Regions from separate parts of the Homo sapiens genome. Here region 2 is linked to region 1. A link is an interaction called in ENCODE POLR2A ChIA-PET data of the cell type or tissue named here. Cell type or tissue: Panc1. All regions are shown on one strand. Each heading gives the region's core, and the rest is flanking DNA. Links, peaks and the distances in the headings are about the cores only. Region 1 overlaps UBXN7 (UBX domain protein 7). Region 2 holds the start of SLC51A (solute carrier family 51 member A).

Region 1 (13,086 bases), core at 4,820-7,319:
TGACATTACGACACAACAAATAAAACCATAGTAACGGAAGTAACAACTGTAATATTTTGGGGCACATGATGTCAACACTCAGGGTCCAGAGTTAGAGGATAGGGAAAGACTACTTTGCCATCCTATCTACAATCTTCACACAATCATTTAATGCGAGAACCTAACCTTTAGGGAGCATATTCCTGAGATGGTGCTACCATACCACTGGTAACAATCTGAGGTCGAGCGCGGTGGCTCACGCCTGTAATCCCAGCACTTTGGGAGGCCGATGTGGGTGGATCACTTGAGGCCAGGAGTTGGAGACCAGCCTGGCCCACATGGTGAAACCCCATCTCTACTAAAAATAACCAAAATTAGCTGGGCCTGGTGGCGGGCGTCCACCTACTAGGGACGTCCCAGCTACTAGGGAGGCCGAGGTGGAAGAATCACTTGAACCCAGAAGGCGTAGGTTGCAGTGAGCCAAGATCACGCCACTGCACTGCACTCTGTTGCCTGGGCAACAGAGCAAGACCCTGTCTCTAAATAAATTAAATAAATAAATAAATAAATAAATAAATAAACAATGTGACAGGATGACTTCCATCTTTGGAGTCTGTCAGGATAGTGAACTGCAAGAGCGTTCCAAAGAAAGTACCACTACACATGCAGATTTTTTAAAAGGAAGCACATGCTAAATCTTGGTTAAGTCTGAACAAAGCCAGTGCTAGAAAGAAGCCCATGAAGCAAAGTATACCATCCACTTTCTTAAACAAAGCCAAGCTAAGCCATCTGTTCCCGTATCATCAGTTGTTCTTAGCGTATCACTTAGTGAATCATTTCAGAAACAGGAGCTAACTGAAAGATAATTAAAGGTTCCAGTGGTTCTTAGTGTCGAAGCACTAGAGGCATTCAGTAACATGAGAGACCATTTTTGGTGTTTCATGCCTGGGGAGTCGGGGATACTACTGGCATTTCATGGAGAGAGGCCAGGGGTGATGTGGTGGACTGAAAAACGTCCTCCAAAAGACTACTCGAACCTTCATTTCAGACTTCCGGCCTCCAGAACCATCACAGAATAAATCTGTGTTAAACCACTCAATTTGCGGTAATTTGTCAGCAGTCAAAGGCAACTAAAAGTATTAAACTTCTGGAATGGATAGAACAGTCCTACTGTAATTGCCAATAACACTACCACTGAGCTACACAGAGGAATATGAAGAAGTGAAGGTTAACTGAAAGGGAAGAGGAAAAGTAAGGAGGGCTAAATGATGTAAGTGAGGGAACAGTGATAAACAAGTTTAGTGAAGTTACACATTTTACCCACATTTTACCTATGCACCCAAGAGGGACTTAACAATTTCTGATGGATCAGCTGTAAAGAATTTGGACTTCTATCTTACTACAGTTAGAAGAACATACCTTTTTTTTTAAGGGGGGGCTAATAAAACAAGTTTGACAAGTTTACGATTTAAACTATTTGCAAACTTGTTAAAAATGGGCTTTTTGGGACTGGGTGCAGTGTCTCATATCTGTAATCCCAGCACTTTGGGAGGCCAAGGTGGGTGGATCACCTGAAGTCAGAAGTTTGAGACCAGCTAACACCGCGAAACCCCGTCTCTACTGTAAGTACAAACAAAATTAGCCAGGCATGGTGATGCGTGCCTGTAACCCCAGCTACTGAGGAGTCTGAGGCAGAAGAATCGTTTGACCCCGGGAGGTGGAGGTTGCAGTGAGCCAAGATTGCGCCATTGCACTCCAGCCTGGGTGACAGAGCGAGACTCCATCTCAAAAAAAAAAAAAAATTAAATTAAATTAAAAAACGGACTTATTTTGAGGCTCCGATATTGTAGGCAGCAGCAGGGTGGCTTAATCTAATCCAGTCATCTATACTCCATGACAGGAGTCCTACTTTGTTTCTCACCACATGAACCCCCTTCTAAAACATCCTTTATCTGTCCTTCTCTCCATCTGTTTTACACTTGCTACTGAATGGCACCAAACGGCCTTCCTTAACCCAGCTGTGGCACACAACTTATGATGGCCATTTTCATGCTGCTATCTCCTAGTTTATACTCTAATGCACATTGTCTACACTACTCTCAGTGCCAAAAGACGGACAGTGATCATCTCTTCACTACCATCCAGAAACCAAAGTATAGCAGTCACAGAGACTTTTAAAAACAATCATCATCATCCCTCTATAGAAATGATAGGGACAAGAGGTTACTTTTCGGTTCCACATTTTCCCCAGCAATGATACCAAAGTAAGCTAAACTATTTGCCAAGGATATGGGAGTGGATGACAGTTGTGAGAAATAAGCTGAAATTTTAACCTCAGTCTCTAATCCTGGAGTTTTTAAGCTTTCAAATATCGAAAACATTTTTAAATGCATACCAGAAAAAACTGAGTACAGAGAAATCGAATTACTAAGTTAGGGGACAGATAAGGCAAACATTCATTAGTTCACAAAAGGAACCAATGGTGCAGGAAGTAGTGCTAATGGTGGGAAATGCATGCGCCCAGGAGCCAAGATGCCAGAGTTCCAGGCCCTGTTCTGCCATCACCTAGGCCAGTACTACCCAAATGGTAGTCCTTAGACCAGCTATCTCTTACTAGTCTGTGACAAGATAAAAATACAAATTCCAGTGGAAGCATTCAGAAACGTTTACAGCAATTTGAGAGAGTAATTTTATGTCTGTTGAATCTCATAATTAAAAGTTGGGGCTTGAAAGATTTATGGATAGTGGCCGGGTGTGGTGGCTCATGCCCATAATCCCAGCACTTTGGGAGGCTGAGGCAGGTGGATTACAAGGTCAGGAGATTGAGACCATCCTGGCCAACATGGTGAAACCCCCCCCCAGTCTCTAGTAAAAATACAAAAAATTAGCTGGGTGTGGTGGCAGGCGCCTGTAGTCCCAGCTACTTGGGAGGCTGAGGCAGGAGAACAGCTTGAAACTGGGAGGTGGAGGTTGCAGTGAGCCAAGATCGCACCACTGCACTCCACCCTGGCAACAAAGCGAGACTCCATCTCAAACCAAAAAAAAAAAAGATTTATAGATGGTAAGTTATTACATGAAAAATGCCCCAAATCATTAGTCACCTGAGAAATGCAAATTAAGACCACAATGACATACCATTACACACTTATTGAAATGGCTTTAAAAAAAACAATGGCCAGGCACGGTAGCTCACGCCTGTAATCCCAACACTTTGGGAGGTTGAGGCGGGCAGATCACTTGAGGCCAGGAGTTCAAGACCAGACTGGCCAATGTGGTGAAACCCTAGTCTCTAGTAAAAATACAAAAATTATCCAGGCAAGGTGGTGCACGCCTGTAGTCCCAGCTACTTGGGAGGGTGAGGCAGGAGAATCGCTTGAACCCAGGAGACAGAGGCTGCAATAAATCAAGATCACACCACTGCACTCCAGCCTGGGTGACAGGGTGAGACTCCATCTCAAAAACAAAAAACAAAAAAGCCCAGGCGTGGAGGCTCACACCTGTAACCCCAGCACTGTGGGAGACCAAGGCAGGAGTTTGAGACCAACCTAGGCAGCACAGGGAGACCTCATCTATACAGAAAATTAAAAATTAGCTGGGCATGGTGGTGTGTGCCTGTAGTCCCAGCTACTCAGGAGGCTGAGGCAGGAGGATTATTGACCCCAGGAGCTTGAGGCTGCAGTGAGCTATGATAACACGGCTGCACTCCACCAGGGGCAAGAGAATGAGATCTTGTCTCAAAAGAAAAAAAAAAAAGACAATTAAAAATACCAAATGATGGAAAGAATGCAGAACAACTGGAACTCTCTTTTATTACTATTTTTTAATACAGATGTGGGGGTCTCTCTTTGTTGTCCAGGTTGGCGTCAAATTCCTGGCCTAGAGCAATCCTCCCGCATCAGCCTCTCAAAGCCACTATACTTTCCAAAGTGACTTTGGAAAGTCACTATACCAGAAAGTCACAAATTATTTGTCAGCTTCTTAGAAAGTTAATATAACTATTATTATATGATCCAATAAACACACTCCTAGGTATTTATCAAAAGATATTCACACACTTGTACACGACTGTTTTTGGCAGCTTTATTTATAATGTCCCCAAACTGGAAAGTGTCCTTCATTTGATAAATGCATAAACAAACCACAGTACAACCATACAATGGTATACTATTCCCCAATAAATAGGAAGGAACTACTAACCATGACAACATGAATGAATCTCAAACACAATAGTTTAAGAGCAAGAAGCCAGACTCAAAAGGTTACATATTGTGATTACACTTACATGACATTCTGGAAAACAGGAGACTAAAAACAGACTAGGCTATGGGCAGCCCAGCCCGCCAAGTCCTCGCCTGGCTGCATGCCAGCCTGATCAAGCCATAACCAGAGGACACAACAGCCCAACCTAGCGGGGCCAGTCACCACCTGGTCTGGGGATCATCTCTACCACAAGCGGCTGAGGCACAGCTGCCCTGGGGAGGGCGGAAGGCCAGGCATGTGGGCTAAACTGGCAGGTCACCGCAACATGTAAGTGTTTCCACGCCAGCAAACATTTACTGAGTATCTACCACGTATAAGAACATTGGCAACAAGCCCTCCAACAAGCCGGTCCCTGAGAGGAGCATGTGGACAGTGCCTGTGTGGGCCAATGGACCCTCTGTGGAGCTGGCCCCCTCATCCGCTCCAGATTGTGGCCTGGCCACTGTGCCTCTTTTCTTGGCTGTGATGGGGCTTGGGGTACTTGTTCCCCTCCTGCCTGACCATTAGGTGCCAGCTGGCTTCACTGTATCCTTGGGAAACTGTGGAGCTGGGTCATGGAAGAGTGGGGACATGGCAGAGGCCTGAAACTCAGCTCAGAGCCTCAGGGAGCATAAGGTGGGGCATAGCAGGACAATCCCAGTCTTGGAGACAAGTTGCTTATCTGCCTGGCCTCCAACCCCCATCTGACTTATCCACTTGACAAGGTGAGTGGATAAACCCAAAGTACCTTGGGGCACTTAAAGTCCTGCATGGATGTGAATTTTATCAACTCTAAGATTCTGAAGCACCACAGGGACAGAAGAGAGCCATCTTGAAGCTAATTGTGTTAGCTAAACAAAGGACTAATTAGAGACTAATTATTCCATTTACAAAATAATTTTTCACTTTTTTTTTTTTTTTTTTTGAGACAGAGTCACACTCTCTTGCCCAGGCTGGAGTGCAGTGGCAAGATCTTGGCTCTCTGCAACCTCTGACTCCCGGGTTCCAGCGATTCACCTGCCTCAGCCTCCCGAGTAGCTGGGATTACAGGTGCCCACCACCATGCCCGGCTCATTTTTTGTATTTTTAGTGGAGACAGGGTTTCACCATATTGGCCAGGCTGGTCTCAAACTCCTGATCTCATGTGATCCACCTGCCTCAACCTCCCAAAGTGCTGGGATTACAGGCATGAGCCACCACACGTGGCCACTCCTGATGCTTTAAGTGCCATGATACTCTCCTGGTTTTCCTCCTACATCTTTGGTTTTTCCTGAGTCTTCTCTGCACTTTCTTCTTTGCAGTCCCCCGGATGTTGGTGTTCCTTCAGCATTGTGTCCTGGAGTCTACTATTTCCCACACTACACTCCCTCCTGCAAGATGCCATCCTTTCTCTTTTCCTAATTTTTTTTTTTTTTTTTTTTTTTTTTTAAGAGACAAGGTCTCTCTCTGTCACCCAGGCTGGAGTATAGCAGCAGGAGCATAGTTCACTGCAGCCTCAAAGTTCTGGGTTCAAGCAATCTTCCCAAGTCAACCAGGATTACAGGTGCACACCACCAGGCCCAGTTAATTTTTTTTTACTTTTTGTAGAAACAGGCTCTTTGCTATGTTGCCCAAGCTGGTCTTGAATTTCTGGCCTCAAGCAATCCTTCCACCTTGGCATTCCAAAGTGCTGGGATTACCGGTGTGAGCCACTAGGCCTCGCCTCATCCATTTTTATAACCTTTTTTTTTTTTTTTTTTTGAGACAGAGTCTCGCTGTCGCCCAGGCTGGAGTGCAATGGCGTGATCTCAGCTCACTGCAACCTCCGCCTTCCAGGTTCAAGCAATTCTCCTGCCTCAGCCTCCTGAGTAGCTGGGATTACAGGCACACACCACCATGCCCGGCTAGTTTTGTATTTTTAGTAGAGACGGGGTTTCACCATGTTGGTCAGGCTGGTCTCAAACTCCTGACCTCAGGTGATCCACTCGCCTCGGCCTCCCAAAGTGCTGGGATTCCAGGTGTGAACCACCGCACCTAGCCCCATTTTTATAACTTTAACTGCCATGAATATGACAGATTTCTCACTCTTCTTTCTAGACCCAAATATTCATCTGCTTCAACAGCTCCATCTGGAAGTCCTATTAGCAGCACCTTAACTTATCCAAAACTGAGCTAACCATCTTCTCCCCACACCTTTCTGCTATTCCATACCTTCATAAATAGCACTGTTACATACCTAGGTGTCCAAAACAGAATCCTAAACTTCATTTTGACTCTGATTTCTTCCCATACCTTTTGGAGTCCACTTCTCCGCCACTAACTTTTTTCAGGACACCACTATCTTTCTTGGGTTAATATAACAGCCTTCTACTGATCTCTGTGCCTATCTCTTCTCCATTATAGCCAAGTAACTCTTTCTTTAAAAAAAAAAAAAAGGTCAAATCAGATGTAACTCCTTTTTTAATAAATAAAATTTTAATACATTTTGTAGAGATGGGGTCTCACTATGTTGCCTAGGCTGATCTCAAGCTCCAGGCCTCCCACCTCAGCCTCCCAAAGTGCGGGAATTATAGGTGTGAGCCACAGTGCCCAGTCTCACTCCTCTAATTAAAACCCTTGACTCCCCACTATTCTCAGAATAAAGACAAGATTTTTTTTAACATGGCTTATAAGGCCCAACCCAATCTCCCATTTATCTCTTGAGGTCCATTTATTGCACTAGCTGTGCTTTACTCATTTGGAATTATCAATTCCCTAAACCGATTGTCTCCCCTCTCTCATCTCTGTCTGTATACATGTCTGCCCAATTCCCCTCCAAGTCTCTGCATGTTTCTCCTGCAAGAAACATCTTCCAGATTTTAGATAAAAAAGTATTTATTCTGGGAAGGTTTTCTTGACCTCCCTCTTTTGTGCTCCAGTATTAGCTCCTTACCATTCTCTCACTGTATTCTAATACCTATTCGTGTGTCTCTATTCCTGTTAACCTTTAAGCTTTCTGAGGACAGACACCACGCCTTGCTCACAGTTGTATCCTTAAGATGTGAACCATGCCTGGCACGTAGCAGTCTACCAATAAATGAATCTACTAGTAAGATTCCATTCGCAACTCAAAATTACCTCCCTTAAATTTCTGAAACTTCAGCCAGGCATGGTGGCTCAAGCCTGTAATCCCAGCGCTTTGGGAGGCTGAGGTGGGTGGATCACCTGAGGTCAAGAGTTTGAGACCAGCCTCGCCAACAAGATGAAACCCCATCTCCATTAAAAATACAAAAAATTTAGCTGGGTGTCGTGACGCGCATCTGTGGTCCCAGCTGCTCAGGAGGCTGAGGCAGGAGAATCACTTGAACCGGGGAGGCGGAGGTTGCAATGAGCCAAGATCACAGCACTGCACTCCAGCCTGGGTGACAGGATAAGACTTCGTCTCAAAAAAAAAAAAAAAAAGAAATTCTGAAATGTATTCCCTATTGAAACTATTCTTAAAATTCCTGAAGTTTTCTCTTAACATCTATAATACTGTGACCACCTTTCCAGACACAGAGAACTTAATCATAGTTTAATATTAACCCAAGAGAAAGGAAATGTTCTGTACAAAAGCATATGAATGAGGCCAGGCGCGGTGGTTCACACCGGTAATCCCAGCACTTTGGGAGGTCGAAGCAGGAGGATCACCTGAGGTCGGGAGTTCGAGACCAGCCTGACCAAAATGGAGAAACCCCGTCTCTACTAAAAATACAAAATGAGCCGGGCGTGGTGGCGCATGCCTGTAATCCCAGCTACTCAGGAGGCTGAGACAGGAGAATCGCTTGAACCCGGGAGGTGGAGGCTGCAGTGAGCCAAGATCGTACCTTTGCACTCCAGCCTGGGCCACAGAGTGAGACTCTGTCTCAAAAAAAAAAAAAAGAACATGAATGGAAATTGGCCATAAAGTTAAATACCACAAACATGACAGCCCCTAATTTTTATAATAAATATGCACTCATCAACCATCTGAAAGATTAAGGTCTCTTCTACAACTGAGGTTCTATAATTTTCTCAAGTATGTTATTGCCGCTATGCACAAAGCTCTATGAATTTCCGTACCAGTAACCTCTTGTACTCTTCTTAGCCTCCACTTTCTATGCCCTCACATTTGTCCTTAGACTGCTAGCTTATTTTTCACCTGTTCTATAGTGTCTATGTATCCCTCACCTTCACTCCATGAATTATTCTGATTACACATGTGCACCAGTGTATATGTGTAGTGGATGTCAGCCCAAAGTTGGTGCTAATGGAATACTGCCATGGCTCAAAACATTTTTACTTTTATTTACTTTTTCTTTTTTTGAGACAGGGTCTCGCTCTGTGCTCGCTTCAGCAGCACATATACTAAAATTGGAGACAGAGTCTCGCTCTGTCGCCCAGGCTGGAGTGCAGTGGCTGGATCTCGGCTCACTGCAACCTCCGTCTCCTGGGTTCACGAGATTCTCCTGCCTCAGCCTCCTGGGTAGCTGGGACTACAGGCGTGCACCACCATGCTCAGCTAATTTTTGTATTTTTCGGAGAGACAGGGTTTCACCAGGTTGGCCAGACTGGTCTGAAGCTCCTGACCTCCGGTGATCCACCCGCCTTGGCCTCCCAAAGTGCCTGGGATTACAGGCGTGAGCCACCGCACCTGGCTTCAAAACATTTTTAAAAATTGCTCTTTCAGAATAGATCCAGCTGCATATTTTTCCTTCATGTTTTGAGAATTGATATGACTTCTGAGTTTTCAACAGTAATTCAAAGCCATGTATGATAAATATCAGAGGAGATCAAACAGTAGTATTGTAAAATGTGGAATGACTATAAAAGTAACAAGACTGGTTTTCTTATGTAGCTTTAAATGACACAGAAAGCATCAGTGGGGCCGGTTGCAGTGGCTCACGCCCATAATACCAGCACTTTGGGAGGCTGAGGAGGGCAGATCACTTGAGGTCAGTTTGAGACCAGCTTGCCCAACATGGTGAAACTCCATCTCTACTAAAAATACAAAAATCAGACGGGCATGGTGGCTTGAGCCTGTAATCCCAGCTACTGCGGAGGCTGAAGCAGGAGAACTGCTTGAACCCAGGAGGCGGAGACAGCAGTGAGCCGAAATCATGCCACTGCACTCCAGCCTGGGTGACGGAGTGAAATTCTGTCGAAAACAAAAACAAAAACAAAAACAAACAAAAAGCAAGCATCAATGGTAAACCATACTGTATACAGCTTCTCAGTGTGGTTACTTCAAAGGTCATCACTTCTCTTGGCTACCTGCTTATCAGTCTGACCATGCAAAAAAGGTTTGTAGCATAATGTTAAGTGAAAATTTCAGAACCGTGTATTTTAGCTGGGCATGGTGGCACATGCCTGTAGTCTTAACTGCTCTGGAGGCTGAGGCAGGAGAATCACTTGAGCCCAGGCGGTAAGGATGCAGCAAGCTATAATTGTGCCACTGTACTCCAGCCTGGGTGACAGAACAAGACCGTCTTTAAAAAAAAAAAAAGAAAAAGAAATCTCAGAAATTGTATATACTATGATCCACAATGTAAAAATAAGCATATAAACAAGAAGTGGAAGATAATATGTAAAATAAATATTGCTGTTGTGAGAAGGAGAATTAGTTCTTTTCCCTTTTATCAAAATTATTTCGGCCAGGTGCAGTGTCCCACGCCTGTAATCCCAGCACTTTGGGAGGCCAAGGTGGGTGGATTGCTTGAGCCCAGGAGTTCAAGACCAGCCTGCACAACAAAGTGAGACCCCATCTCCACAAAAAATAAAGAAAGTTACCCTAGAGGCTGCAGTGAGCCGTGATCACACCACTGCACTCTAGTCTGGGTGGCAGTGTGAGACCCAGTCCGTCTCAAAAAAAAAAAAAAAAGTTTTTATGATATTGTCTTTTTAATAATCTTTTTTAATCAGCCATTACTGAACCAGGCACAGTGATGTGCACCTGTAGCCCCAGTTACTGGGAGGGCTGAGGCAAGAGGATGGCTGAGCCCAGAAACTGGAGAACAGCTTGGGCAACAAAGAGAGGAGACCTCCATCTCTTAAAAAAAAAAAAAAAAAATCAAAAATCCGTCATTAGGCCAGGCGCGGTGGCTCACACGTGTAATCCCAGCACTTTGGGAGGCCGAGGCAGGCGGATCACGAGGTCAGGAGATCGAGACCATCCCAGATAACACGGTGAAACCCCGTCTCTACTAAAAATACAAAAAATTAGCCAGGCGTGGTGGCAGGCGCCTGTGGTCCCAGCTACTTGGGAGGCTGAGGCACGAGAATGGTGTGAACCTGGGAGGCAGAGCTTGCAGTGAGCCAACATCACGCCACTGCACTCCAGCCTGGGTGACAGAGCGAGACTCCGTCTCAAAAAAAAAAAAAACATCAGTCATTATTTCATACTCACTGAATCAGAGAGAGATCTGTTCTATTCAGTAAGAAATAAGACTTTTCTAAAATCTTTCAATTTTCCGTTCTATTTCTAAATGCCAAAAAAAGATAAGACTCACATTTATTTTTATTTTTTCTTTTTCTTTTTTTTGCTCCTGCCTAAAAAGTAAGGACTCACATTTTTGATGATGCATTTGTTTTTACAAGAATATTGAGCTTCCAAGTAAAACCTTTGTGAAATCAGAGCATAAGCTATTAAGGTCACTAAAATAAATATAAAATACCTTTTAATTATAAACACTACGATTAAAACGTATGTGGAGAGAACCCCAAAAAAATTTTAAGACATGTAAAAAAGGCAAAAAGAAATCAATCATGTGTTTCTAACGGTTAATCACTATCTTGTAAAAAGAATCCCAAAAATTATCAATAGAAATTCACAATATTTGAAGAACACTCAAAGGTATTTTCGCTCTGTAGATCTCCAGATACCACTGTCTACTGATTGAGGGACTCCAACTTGATCCAGCAATCAAGCTACGTAGACGAACAGAAACAGAATTAAAGCAATTAAGTGAGTCAATTCAACTCACCACACTTCGGTTTTTGTGTGTACCTAATAAAAATGTTGCAACAGAAGAAGTAATGTGGCGTTAAACCAATCAGAGTTTGGGAAGAGTAGTAATTAGCATAAGAAACTGAAAATTAATTAAGTGGCTTTTAGGGCCAGGCGCGGTGGCTCACGCCTGTAATCCTAGCACTTTGGGAGGCTGAGGTGAGTGGATCATTTGAGGACAGGAGTTCAAGACCAGCCAGGCCAACATGATGAAACCCCGCCTCTACTAAAAATACAAAAATTAGCCGGGCCTGGTGACAGGCGCTTGTAGTCCCAGCTACTCGGGAGGCTGAGACAGGAGAATCGCTTGAACCCGGGAGGTGGAGGTTGCAGTGAGCCAAGATCGTGCCTGGGAGATCTGCACTCCAACCTGGGCAACACAGCGAGACTGTCTCAAAATAATAATAATAATAATAATAATAAGTGGCTTTTTTTTTCTTTTTGAGAAATGATCTTGCTCTGTTGCCAGGGATGGAGCGCAGTGGTATGATCTACTCACCGCAGCCTTGAACTCCTAGGCTCAAGCAATCCTCCCACCTCAGCCTCCCCAGTAGCTGGGACTACATGTCGGTGCCACTACATCCAGCTCATTTTCTTATTTCTGTAGAGATGGGGCCTCACTATGTTTTGCCCAGGCTGGTCTGCAACTCCTCGCCCCATGTGAATCTCCAGCCTCCGTCTCCCAAACTGCTAGGATTACAGGCGTGAGACACCGCGCCAGGCCCAAGTGGCATCATAAACCATCTCTAGGAAATCTAAAGGATTAATAATGATATTCACTTCTCTATCAGATTCACTGCAAAGATTTTTCTATATAAGCATAATGCAGCAACACTAACTTATATACACAATAATCTTCTCCATAGCAATGATTTGTCAGACATTAGGAAATCCTTTACATATTTAATATAATAATCCAATCCTTTATATCTTCAATAATCCAATCACAAAGTTCAAAAATATTAAGAGAAGTTATCATGCAACTCCTCACCCCAATTTTATTGCAAATTTTACTTTACTTTGACCTGATGTTCCATGCCCACAAGCTAGATAACAATGCGTCAAATATCTCGTTATCATTGCAAAGCAAAAAAATAAAACTTGCTTTAATATAAAACGGTAACTAGTATACAACCTGTAGTAGTTAAAACAATATAAAATTTTACTTAACCAGATATTGCACGTTAAACTCTAGGAACATTAACAGTGGAAACATTCTCCGCATCTAACAAATTACGAGATAAAGTATAGATCCGTTGAGAGGGAACTAACATTCTGACCTCCTTCCAAAACGACAAACTAGAACGGCAAAATTACACTCAGGCACATTGGAGTACTCTTCTCTCAAATCACTCCACAGAGAACTTCATCATTTGCTCCGCCCTCTAATAACTCATGCAAGAAAAGTTCAGCACCATCAGAGAGAAACAAGACAGAGAGAATTCATAGAATGGCTTTAGGGCCTTTCCTCCAGGCGGTAAGAGGATCTGCGTGTGTCCTTCGCAGGGGTCCAAAGGGAGAGAACCTAGGCCTAGGGTTTCGGGGATACCGACACCCAGAAACAGATTTTCTCTCAAAGAAGTTTCTGCCGCCATCCCTATCTTATCAGCAGGAGGCCCCGGCGCCATCGTCTCCGTCTTTATGATTTTATTATGGGGAGGTGGGAAACGCCACCCTGGATTCTTCCAGGCCTCCCCTATTCAGCTTGGGGGTTCCCCCTCATTCTTCCCTCAAAGCCTCAGTCCCTGAGGTCCTCCTCAGCACCCCCCGCTTCTGGCGGCCTGTCCCCCGTGAAGTGTAAAGGCACGGCCGAACCCACCGGCCTTGCCGTGAAGGCGGGAGGGCCCGAACCCGCCAGGGCCACGGCGATGGCTCCGAGGGGCCCA
Region 2 (10,645 bases), core at 3,525-6,024, 200 kb before region 1:
AAGGGCAGGGCAGACTGGCAGCAAAATCCTATAGGATGGGCCGGGCCAGAGGCAAGGGGTGGCCAAAGGCACCTGTCCAAGAGGTGGGAGGGACCACACCTGGGGGCAGGGACGAGTCAGGCACAGGGAACTCCGCCAGCCTAGAGGATCAAATTCCTCCGGGGTGAACTCTGAGATAGAAAGTTGGCCCGGGAAGCTCAAGGAGGGAGAGCGGCAGAGGGGAAGACTCTGCAATTCTGCTTGCCCCCCACCCCGGCCCAGGCAAGCCACCCTGCCCCCGGCCCCCACCTGCCCGCCCCGCCTGCCCTTCCTCACCCCGGTGCCTGCGGGATTGCTGGAGAGAACGCGGCGATGGAGCCGGGCAGGACCCAGATAAAGCTTGACCCCAGGTAAGTGAGGGCGGCGGGCCCTGGGCCAGTCGCTGGGCAGCGGTGGCCCCTATCCCGCGGCCTGTCCTCTCTCCCTCCCAGAGCCCTTTGGCGGCCGCACTCAGAATGAGACAGGACTGGAAATGCTCTAGCTGTTCCTAGGTCCTCAGGGACAACGTGGGTTTGGGCCAGGGTGTGACACTCCAGGGCCTCGGCCTTGCCCCCCAGCGTGGGGAGAGAAAGGTCGCAGAGCGGGGGCTGTGGAAGGCATTCGCAGAGGAAATGGCAGCATCCCTCAGCAGCAGGGGGCCCGTCCGTCTGTAAGGACTCACCCTTCCTCTGGGATCCTGCTCTTCCTCTCTGGTCAGTCCCTGGGCTGCTGCCCGACCCGCATGGAGAGAATCCACGGTGGGCTCTTCAGGCACGGCAGCCAGGCACAGCCTGGCTAGGTGGCAGCTTGTCTTACTCCCCCACCTGGGCCAGTTCTCCACTCCCTCTAAGAAAAGGGCCCTGAGGCCGGGCGCCTGTAATCCCAGCACTTTGGGAGGCTGAGGCGGGAGTCCAGGAGTTTAAGCCCAGTTCCAGTTTGAGTCCTGGAGTTCGAGACCAGTGTCTGAGCAACATGGCGAAATCCTGTCTCTACCAAAAATATAAAAAATTAGCCGGGCCTGGTGGCGTGCACCTGTAGTCCCAGCTTACTCATGGGGATGGGGGTTGAGTAGATCACTTGAGCCCAGGAGGTCAAGGCTGCCTGTATGAGCCAAGACAGACCACTGCACTCCAGCCTGGACAACAGAGCAAGACCCTGTCTCAAAAAGAAAAAAAAAGAAAGAAAAAGGAAGGAAGGAAGGAAGGAAAGAGAAGGGGAAGGAAGAGAGAAAGAGAAAGAGAGAGCAGAAGGAAGGAAGGAAGGAGAAGGGGAAGGGGAAGGGAGAGAGAAAGAGAAAGAGAGAGTGAAAGGAAGGAAGGAAGGAAAGAAAGAAAGAGAGAGAAAGAGGCCCTGAGGGGAAATGGACAAAGTCCTGCACTCAGGAGTGGTTGAGGGTCCAGTGTGCAACCCTCCCCCTTCCCCCAGCCCCCATGGTTCTGAGCACAGGCTGGTGTCTCGCCAGGTACACAGCAGATCTTCTGGAGGTGCTGAAGACCAATTACGGCATCCCCTCCGCCTGCTTCTCTCAGCCTCCCACAGCAGCCCAACTCCTGAGAGGTGAGTGGGGACCCTCCTCAGAGGGAACTGAGAGGAGGGAAACCAGGATAGCTGAGTGGAGCTGGGGAGAGGCGGCCCTGAGCTGGTGCACCTGGGCAGCCGGGGAGAATAACTGGCCCGGTGTCTGTCATCGTGGTTAAGGCTCTGGAGAAGGGCAATGCCTCAAGGAGTCAGTGGGTCAAAAGGGTAGCATGAGAGCCTGGCTCCGGAGAGCAACCGTCATGTTGGGCCTCCACAAAACTGGCCTCAAAGCTCATTCAAACTGCGGACACTGCGACCTGGGGCGCTTTTTCAGACCCCAGAGCCATCTGGGGACCCAAGATGGTGCCCAAGTGGTCCAAGCCCCATCGGGTCTCCTGGAGGGCTGCACGGCATCCGCCCTGGACCCATGTCACTCTAGAGGGTGGTTACGGTGAGTGACGTGCTTCACACAGGTGAACCAGTTGTATTTGTTTTACGATCCAGCCTTTCTGAAAAACCTTTGTCCTCACTGGAGCATTCTGTTGTCGGGTTTTTGTGTGTGTGTTTGTGGGTATTTGCCTCATTCCACCCCTGAGCTCTCAGGTGGACAGATGGGATTCAAAAACCTGTTCTACAGTGTTTATTGTAGTGGAGTAATTTGTTTGCAATAATAAGTCATAATTGTCCACTGAAGGGGAGGGTGTGGGGATCCCCGAGGCCAGCTCAAGTTCAGCTGTTGGAAGAATTCCTTGACTGGAAATTTTACCTTTGCGTTTTGTCGCTCTGTTTCCTGAAGATAACTTGGGGTGCTCCTGGTCGTCCATCTACTGCTTTGATTCCTTGGATCCCACCCATTCTTTCACTTTAAGAAAAAACAAGTAATTGTTGCAGAGGTCTCTGTTTTGCAGCTTCCCTTTTGCAAGAAGCACTTTTTCCAAATAAAACAGTAATTAAAAAAAAAAAAACATAGGTGAACCTGCAAAAGTCCTCGCAGTGTTGGCCAACAAGATTCTATTACTGAATTACTTTTGAAAGTGAAAGGCATTGGCTGGGAGCGGTGGCTCACGCCTGTAATCCCTGCACTTTGGGAGGCCGAGGCAGGTGGATCACTTGAAGCCAGAAGTTGGAGACCAGCCTGGCCAACATGGTGAAACCCCGTCTCTACTGAAAATACAAAAATTAGCCAGGCGTGGTGGCGGGCACCTGTAATCCCAGCTACTCGGGAGGCTGAGGCAGGAGAGTTGCTTGAACTCGGGAGGCGGAGGTTGCAGTGAGCCGAGATCACGCCACTGCACTGCAGCCTGGGCAACAGAGTGAGTGAGACTCCGTCTCAAAAATAAAAGAAAAAAAAGGAAAAGAAAAAGAAAGTGAAAGGCATAGGATGGGGCTCAGCTTATTCCCCGGACACCAAAAACATTGAGAATCACGGCCCGAGCATGCTTAGAGAAAATGTGACTCACGCCTGCGTTTTATTTTGTTTTCCTGCTGCATACTGACTACCTCTGAAATGTTGGATACAAGTCTGTGTCTCTGTAGCACATTTAACACGTTTCCCAGGCAACAGGAAGCTCTCAGTGTGCGTTCTGTTGCAGACGTGGGCGTGTCCTTGGGCTGTGTAGGGCTTCATTTCAGATGATCTGAACCAGAGCGGTTGCCAACTGCCAGTGTCCGGAGATGCCTGGTGGCCACTCTGTGGTTAGTGGCAGTAGGTGGCTGCTACATCTAGTTCCAGTGAACCTCCTGTTGAGAGAGTGCAGCTGGTGGTACAAGCCTTCCCTTACACAGCAGCTGTCCCCCCAGGGAATATTTGGCAGTGTCGGGAGACTTCCGGTTGCCACACTGGAAGGTGCTACTGGCATCTCGTGGTCAGAGGCCAGGAAAGCTGCTAAACTTCCTACAGGGCACGGGAAGAGCCCCCACAGAAAAGATTATTCAGGCCAAAGTGTCAATAGTGCTCAGGTTGAGAAACCTTGCCTCACGCAATGAAAACGGTTCTCACATTGCTTTGCTTCAGAATGTGCAAACGGAAACCCCAAGGCTGTTCAGAACAGGCCATTCTGAGTCTGCTAGTCCAGCAAGCCTCGCCGCAGGCAGAGTGGGGAGGATTTGGCCAGCGGGCCCTCCTGGGACAGGGAAGCTGCGAGGATGAGTTCGGGGACGCCCCAGGCCCAGGGGAGCGAGGTCTGGCAGGATTCAAGGATCCTGGTGGAAGAGCAGGGGACAATTGAGAGGGCCGGGCAGGAGAGGTGAGGCCCGCTGCGCGCCGGGCTGGCGGAGGAGCTGTGCTTTATCCCGCAGCGAGAAGGAGCTCGTGAAGGCTCTGAGGCTGGGAGTGGCTGGATGAAAGTCGTGCTTCTCGGCCATTCGTTAGTAATCAGGATGGACTGCAGAGGAAGAGGCTTAAGAAGCAGGGATGCGGCCGGACACCGTGGCTCATGCCTGTAATCCCAGCACTTTGGGAGGCCGAGGCAGGCGGATCATCTGCGGTCAAGAGTTCAAGATCAGCCTGGCCAATGTGGTGAAATCCTGTCTCTACTGAAAATACAAAAATTAGCCAGGTGTGGTGGCGCGTGCCTGTAATCCCAGCTACTCAGGAGGCTGAGGCAGGAGAATCGCTTGAACCCGGGAGGCAGAGGTTGCAGTGAGCCGAGATCTCACCATTGCACTCCAGCCTGGGTGACAGAACAAGACTCCGTCTCAACAACAGCAAAAAATAGGCAGGGATGTAAATGAGAGGTCGTTGCCCCGGCCTGCCATGCGGGAAAAGAGTCTGAGGCAGGGCAGTGGCAGGGAAAGAAGAGGAAGGGTTGGGAAACAGGCAGTTCAAAGAAAGAGCAGGCAATCTAGGAAAGACCTAGGCGTGTAAGTGCTGGTTCTGGGCAATGGTGACGGCACAGCCAGAAATAGGAGAAGCAGGAAGAAGTGCCTCTGGGAGGCTGTGGCGAAACTCCTTCCTCGCTTCATTTGTAAACTTTGTTGTTCCTTAATTTTTCTTTTTTTTTTTTTTTTTGAGACAGGGTCTCACTGTGTCACTCAGGCTGGAGTGCAGTGGTGCGATCTCGGCTTACCCCAACCCTCCACCTGCTGGGCTCAGGTGATCCTCCCACCTCAGCCTCCCTAGTAGCTGGGGACCACAGGCACATGCCACCAAGCCCAGCTAATTTTTGTATTTTTTTGTAGAGGTGGAGTTTCTCCATGTTGCCCAGGCTGGTCTCGAACTTAAAATTAAATGCTAAGAAAACTATTTCAGGCCAGTCACGGTGGCCCATGCTGCAACCCCAGGAGGTCGAGGTTGCAGTGAGCTATGATTGCACCACCAGCCTCAGCCTGGGCAACAGACCGAAACCCTGTCTCAATTTAAAAAAAAGAGAGAGAGAAAAAAAAGCTATTATTCTAGAAGAATGATTGAATCAATTTTTTTTTTTTAATTTTAAAATCACGGCTCACGGCAGCTCGAGCTCTGGGCTCAAGTGATCCTCCCACCTCATCCTCTCGAGTAGCTGGGACTGCAGGCACACACCACCATGCCTGGGCTAACTTTCAATTTTTGTAGAGACAGAGTCTGACTTCGTTGCCCAGGCTGATCTCAAACGCTCCAGCTCAAGCGATCCTCCTGCCTCGGCCTCCTGAAGGGCTGGGATTACAGGCGTGAATCACTGCGCCCGGCCTTAAAGCTACTTTTTATTGAACAAATACTACACGCCAGGTGCTTTGCTAAGAAGCTTAAGGAGAGGATAAGTAACCTGTCTATGGCCATAGAGCTATTAGTAAGTGGCATTTTACTTTGTTTTTGTTTGTTTGTTTGTTTGGTTTGGTTTTTTGTTTTTTTTTTTTAAGAGACAGAGTCTCGCTCTGTCCCCCAGGCTGGAGTGCAGTGGTGTGATCTCAGCTCACTACAAGCTCCGCCTCCCAGGTTCACGCCATTCTCCTGCCTCAGCCTCCCGAGTAGCTGGGACTACAGGCGCCCGCCACCACACCCGGCTAATTTTTTGTATATTTTTTAGTAGAGACGGGGTTTCACCGTGTTAGTCAGGATGGTCTCGATCTCCTGACCTCGTGATCCGCCCGCCTCGGCCTCCCAATGTGCTGGGATGACAGGCGTGAGCCCCCCCGCCCGGCCTGGCATTTTGCTTTGAACTCAAGTGTCTGACTCCAGTGCTCTACACTGTGCTCCTAAGCTACTGGAAGCAAATATGCAAGCATGGAAATAATTTTTGGTTAGAAAGCTGGGATTATGGGTGATTACTCTTTTTTCAAATTCTTATTTAATGTTCCTGTTTTCATTATTTTAAAAAGTAGTCTTTGCTATTCCAGAGACAGTGGGAAATTTAATAGTTGCTATAAGTATGATTATATTCAAAATGGTCAACTAGACAAGCATTTCCCAAAGTCTCAGACTCTTAATCCCAAGGAGTCCTTCATGGAAACAGAGTTCTGTAGGAAGTTAAGTTTTGTGACCAGGCACGGTGGCTCACACCTGTAATCCCAGCACTTTGGGAGGCCGAGGCGGGTGGATCACTTGAGGTCAGGAGTTTGAGACCAGCCTGCCCAACATGGTGAAACCCTATCTCTACTTAAAATACAAAAATTAGCTGGGCATGGTGGTGGGTACCTGTAATCCCAGCTACCTGGGAGGCGGAGGCAGAAGAATTGCTTGGATCCACGAGGCGGAGCTTGCAGTAAGCCGAGATCGCGCCACTGCACCCCAGCCTGGCGACAGAGTAAGGCTCCATCTCAAAAAAAAAAAAAAAGTTAAGTTTTGTAAAAGGTGCGTTCTAGACCCTCCTTTTGGAAATTTACAATGTAAATTAGCAGATTAAAAATGTCAGTATGCTCTGCAGGAATCATCACATTTAACCTTAATGCATTTCCAAAAATTCTTCAGCTGTGGAATACTTTTGTCCCATAGTGTCTATTTAGATGCCCTTTTGGGGAAATTGAGTTTAACCAGCAAAGAAGAGGCCATCTCCTAAGAAGATAGTTTGATGGACAGACCCAGTATCGGGCTATGGATGCTAAGGAACTTTTCCTTTCCTAATTAGAGTACCAAAGGCAACAGTTAGAAGACACTGCAAAACCATTTGTGTTGAACAGTCAGAATCTGCCCCACCCTCACCTTCATAAATGGAACGGCCCTCCCAGGGTTGCCTTTGATGATCTCTCCCATATCCACGAGTACACACACCTGGAGTCACTGTGTGTCATGGTTAATAAGAGTGTGGGCTTAGTCACGAATACCTGCGTTTAAATCTCTGCTCCTTCACTTCCAGGCTGTGTGACCCTGGGAGATGTGCTTCCTTCTCTGAGCCTCGTTTCCTGAAAAAGTCTATGAAATGCAGATGATGATAGGAATTCTCATAGGTTATTTCTTTCATTCAACAAATAGTTACAGAGCCGTTACTCCTCCGGGCGTTTGAGAACAGAGCACAAGCTTGACAAGGTCCCTGCCTCCGTGGAGTGTGCACCACAAGGTGGAGAGCCGAGAATAAGCGAGTAAACAGCTGTGTAAATACAAATAGCCCTGATGTGGGCGGAAGGAGGACATAACGTTACCCGGAATGGAGATTTTCACGGAGCAGGGAGCAGTTAGGGAAATGAAGACTGGGAAGGACTGGGTTGGTGGCGTGTGAAAGGGCAGTTTTTACGCTCTCCAAGGGCTGATGAGCACACGGGGCTGGGGGTAAGAGAGGCTCTAGCAATGGCCCCCGCTTCCCAACCACAGAACATTGGTTTTGGAAAACCACCTGCATTAATGTTGGCTTTTTCCTATCTGGACTTTGCCTATTGTCTGAGTTTTTTTAATTAAACATTTCTATTATAAAAATCATTCAGGTTTAGTTAAAAAAAAAAAAAGAAAGAAAGAAAATACAGAACAGTAAAAAGAGAAAAAAATCATCTACAGTCCCACCCAGAGACAGGCACGGCAAATATCTTAGTGTAATTTCCTTTTTTTTAATGCCTTTTTTTTTTTTTTTTTTTTCAGACAGAGTCTGGCTCTGTGGCCCAGGCTGGAGTGCAGTGGTGTGATCTCAGCTCAATGCAACCTCCACCTCCCAGTTCAAGCAATTCTCCTGCCTCAGCCTCTCCAGTAGGTGGGATTACAGGTACTCGCCACCATGCCTGGCTAATTTTTGTATTTTTGGTAGAGATGGGGTTCCACCATGTTGGCCAGGCTGGTCTCAAATTCCTGACCTCAAGTGATCCACCCGCCTCGGCCTCCCAAAGTGCTGGGATTACAGGCATGAGCCACTGTGCCTAGCCCTTTCTCTATGTTTTTATTTAACATTTGTAGAAATCATACTATTCCTAAAATTTTATGTTCTGTTTTTGTAAGCATGATACAAAATAAATTTTTCACATCATTGTATATTTGGAAAAATATGTTCTTTTCTAAAAAAAGGTTTATTTTTGTTATAAATACATATTCATTATAGAATAATTGGAAAAGAAAGACACTAGGGATTTTCACACACCGAGAAAAGGCCATGTGGGGACACAGTAGAAACGCGGTTGTCGGCTGGACCCGGTGGCTCACGCCTGTAATCCCAGCACTTTGGGAGGCCGAGGTGGGCGGGTCAGTTGAGGTCAGTTCAAGACCAGCCTGGCCAACATGGCGAAAACCGTCTCTACTAGCTGGGCGTGGTGGCAGGTGCCTGTAATCCCAGCTACTTGGGAGGCTGAGGCAGGAGAATCACTTAAACCTGGGAGGTGGAGGCTGCAGTAAGCTAAGATCAGACCAGTGCACTCCAGCCTGTGCGACAAGAGTGAAACTTCGTTGAAAGAAGAGAAGGGGGCGGGGCGGGGGGGGGAGGAGATGGGAGGGGAGGAGAGGGGAGGAGAGGGGAGAGGGGAGGGAATGGGAGAGGGGAGGGGAGGGGAGGGGAGGAGAGGAGAGTTGTCTGCAAGTGGAGGAGAGAGGCCTCAGGAGAAATCAAACCTGCTGACACCTTGATCTTGAACTAGCCTCCAAAACTATGAGAAAATAAATTTAAGTTGTTTAATTTTTAAAAAAGTGACTACTCAGAAAAGATAGAAAAAAGTAAGTAGAAAAGAAGACACAAATCATCCATAGTCCCATCACCCAAACATAAGCATTGCTAACTTTTTTCAGTATTATAGGTATTTTCCTTTTTTTTTTTTTTTCACCCAGGCTGGAGTGCAGCGGTGTGATCCTGGCTCACTACAGCCTTCACCTCTCCCGGAGTAGCTGGGACCACAGGCAGGCGCCACCACACCCGGCTAATTTCTGTATTTTTAGTAGAGGTGGGGTTTCACTATGTTGGCCAGGCTGGTCTTGGACTCCTGGCCTCAAGTGATCCGCCCACCTCAGCTTCCCAAAGTGCTGGGACTACCAGTGTGAGCCACCGTGCCCAGCCGAGGGTCAGCGTATTTTTTGACAAATTCACCCATAGTCCTGGTTGGTCCTGTGGTGCCACCAGGTGCGACTGACCGAGACAAGAGCTCCAGCTCAAGTCTGTACCGTGGCCACCTTTCTCCCTGTTTTGGTTTCAGCAGTCATATTGCTCCCACTGAGCTGCCCTCATGTTCCTTAGTCACCAAAACACAGAGCAGACTAGCTAATCCCTTCCTCGTGCTCACCCCGCAAGGCAACAGGACAATGACTGGAGTGTGGCAGTTTTCTCCCTTTCTTCCTCTTATCTAGTCAGGTAGCAGGTGCAAAGGAGGGTCCAATAACTAGAAAAGACACTTAGATAAATGACCACAGGTTCACTAAGGACCTAGAACCCTTTCTTTAAAACTAACGGCTGCATTAATGAATCACGTTTGTTCGGAAACACATATTGTGACTATATTCATTTTTTTCTGTTAGCAACGGTGAGGCCAGATGAGGTCTACCAGTATTTGTCAAAGTGTCTGCTATCCTCCGACCACTATCAGGTGAGCTTGTTAAAAATGCAGATGACTGGGCCCATCTCAGATCTATGGACGCACATGTCTGAACGTAGGGCCTGGGCAGCTAGCTGCTTTTTAACAACTCCCAAAATGACTGCAATATCCACGAAAGTTTGAAAACCTTGGACTATAGTTCATGTAAGACCAAGCATGAGGCCAGCGTGCGTCAGGTGTCCTTGGGGTTTTTATTTGATCCGTTTCTCTTTTGTTGAAGTTCTCCCCTGGCCGAGTGTGGTGGCTCACGTCTGTAATCCCAGCACTTTGGGAGACCAGGGTGGAAGGACTGCTTAAGCCTAGGAGTTTGAGACCAGTCTGGGCAACGTAGTGAGACCCCGTCTCTACAGAAAATGTTAAAAATTAGCCGGCCGTGGTGGGGGTGCACACCTGTAGTCCCAGGCTACTTGGGAGGCTGAGGTTGGAGGATGGTTTGAACCCGGAAGGTCAAGGTTGCAGTGAGCCATGATCACACCACTGCCCTCCAGCCTGGGCGACAGAGTGAGAACCTGTCCTCCTCCCCACAAAAAAGTTCTCTGCTAATGTCCTGGTTTCACCATATAATTTTGGTGAAATCAACTTAAACAGATCCAGAATGTCCCATAAATTATATTCGGCTTCAATTATGTTAATTGATCTACATTCGCTAGTGCAGCACCTGGCACTGGAGATAGAAAAGTGAAGTGGGGTTGGGCACGGGGGCTGAGGCCTATAATCCCAGCACTTTGCAGGGCCAAGGCGAGTGGATCACTTGAGGTGAGGAGTTCGAGACCATCCTGGCCAACATGGAGAAAACTATCTCTACTAAAAATATAAAAATTAGCCGGGCATAGTGGTGGGTGTCTGTAATCCCAGCTACTTGGGAGGCTGAGGCAGGAGAATCACTTAAACCCAGGAGATGGAGGTTGCAGTGACCCAAGTTCACACCACTGCACTCCAGCCTGGGCAACAGAGTGAGGCTCCGTCTTAAAAAAAAAAAAAAAAGAAAAAGAAAAAAAAAAGACTATTTCTTAGGTTGAATACTCTAGGTCTAAAAAATCCTCATTCCTGTGCACGGGTGGGAGCCTAGATCCAGTAAGGCAATTTCGATCCGAGGAACAAGCCCAGGCCTTCTCCCGCTCAGTCCCGGTCGTCAGCTCTCTGCCTTCTCCTCCTCTAGCCCTGGGCCCTGTGGAACTTGCCCTCACTAGCATCCTGACCT

Evidence for each region. Peaks named below come from ENCODE experiments on the same cell type or tissue, not always from the same donor. Only the 100,000 strongest peaks of a DNase experiment are listed, where the experiment ranks them.
Region 2: POLR2A ChIA-PET joins it to region 1 with 13 read pairs; 2 of 35 experiments call an interaction of 5 or more read pairs at or near these places.

The regions. Positions count from the first base shown.
Region 1 is chr3:196,418,765-196,431,850 of GRCh38, forward strand. All of the region lies in intron 1 of UBXN7 (UBX domain protein 7), which reads right to left. It overlaps UBXN7-AS1 (UBXN7 antisense RNA 1), which reads left to right and starts at 12,621. Exons shown (of 2, transcript NR_046745.1): 1 at 12,621-12,677. It also overlaps the pseudogene ZDHHC1P1. RefSeq lists enhancers at 12,420-13,086, 12,771-12,820. In Panc1, for the core only: no CTCF peak of the experiment used is centred there; no DNase peak of the experiment used is centred there.
Region 2 is chr3:196,216,362-196,227,006 of GRCh38, forward strand. SLC51A (solute carrier family 51 member A) reads left to right here and starts at 173. Exons shown (of 9, transcript NM_152672.6): 1 at 173-389; 2 at 1,481-1,575; 3 at 10,604-10,645. The coding sequence starts at 352. LOC105374304 (a long non-coding RNA gene) reads right to left here and starts at 4,030. Exons shown (of 4, transcript XR_001740544.2): 1 at 2,997-4,030; 2 at 2,303-2,398. RefSeq lists enhancers at 2,875-3,024, 3,105-3,284 and a silencer at 2,937-3,231. In Panc1, for the core only: no CTCF peak of the experiment used is centred there; no DNase peak of the experiment used is centred there.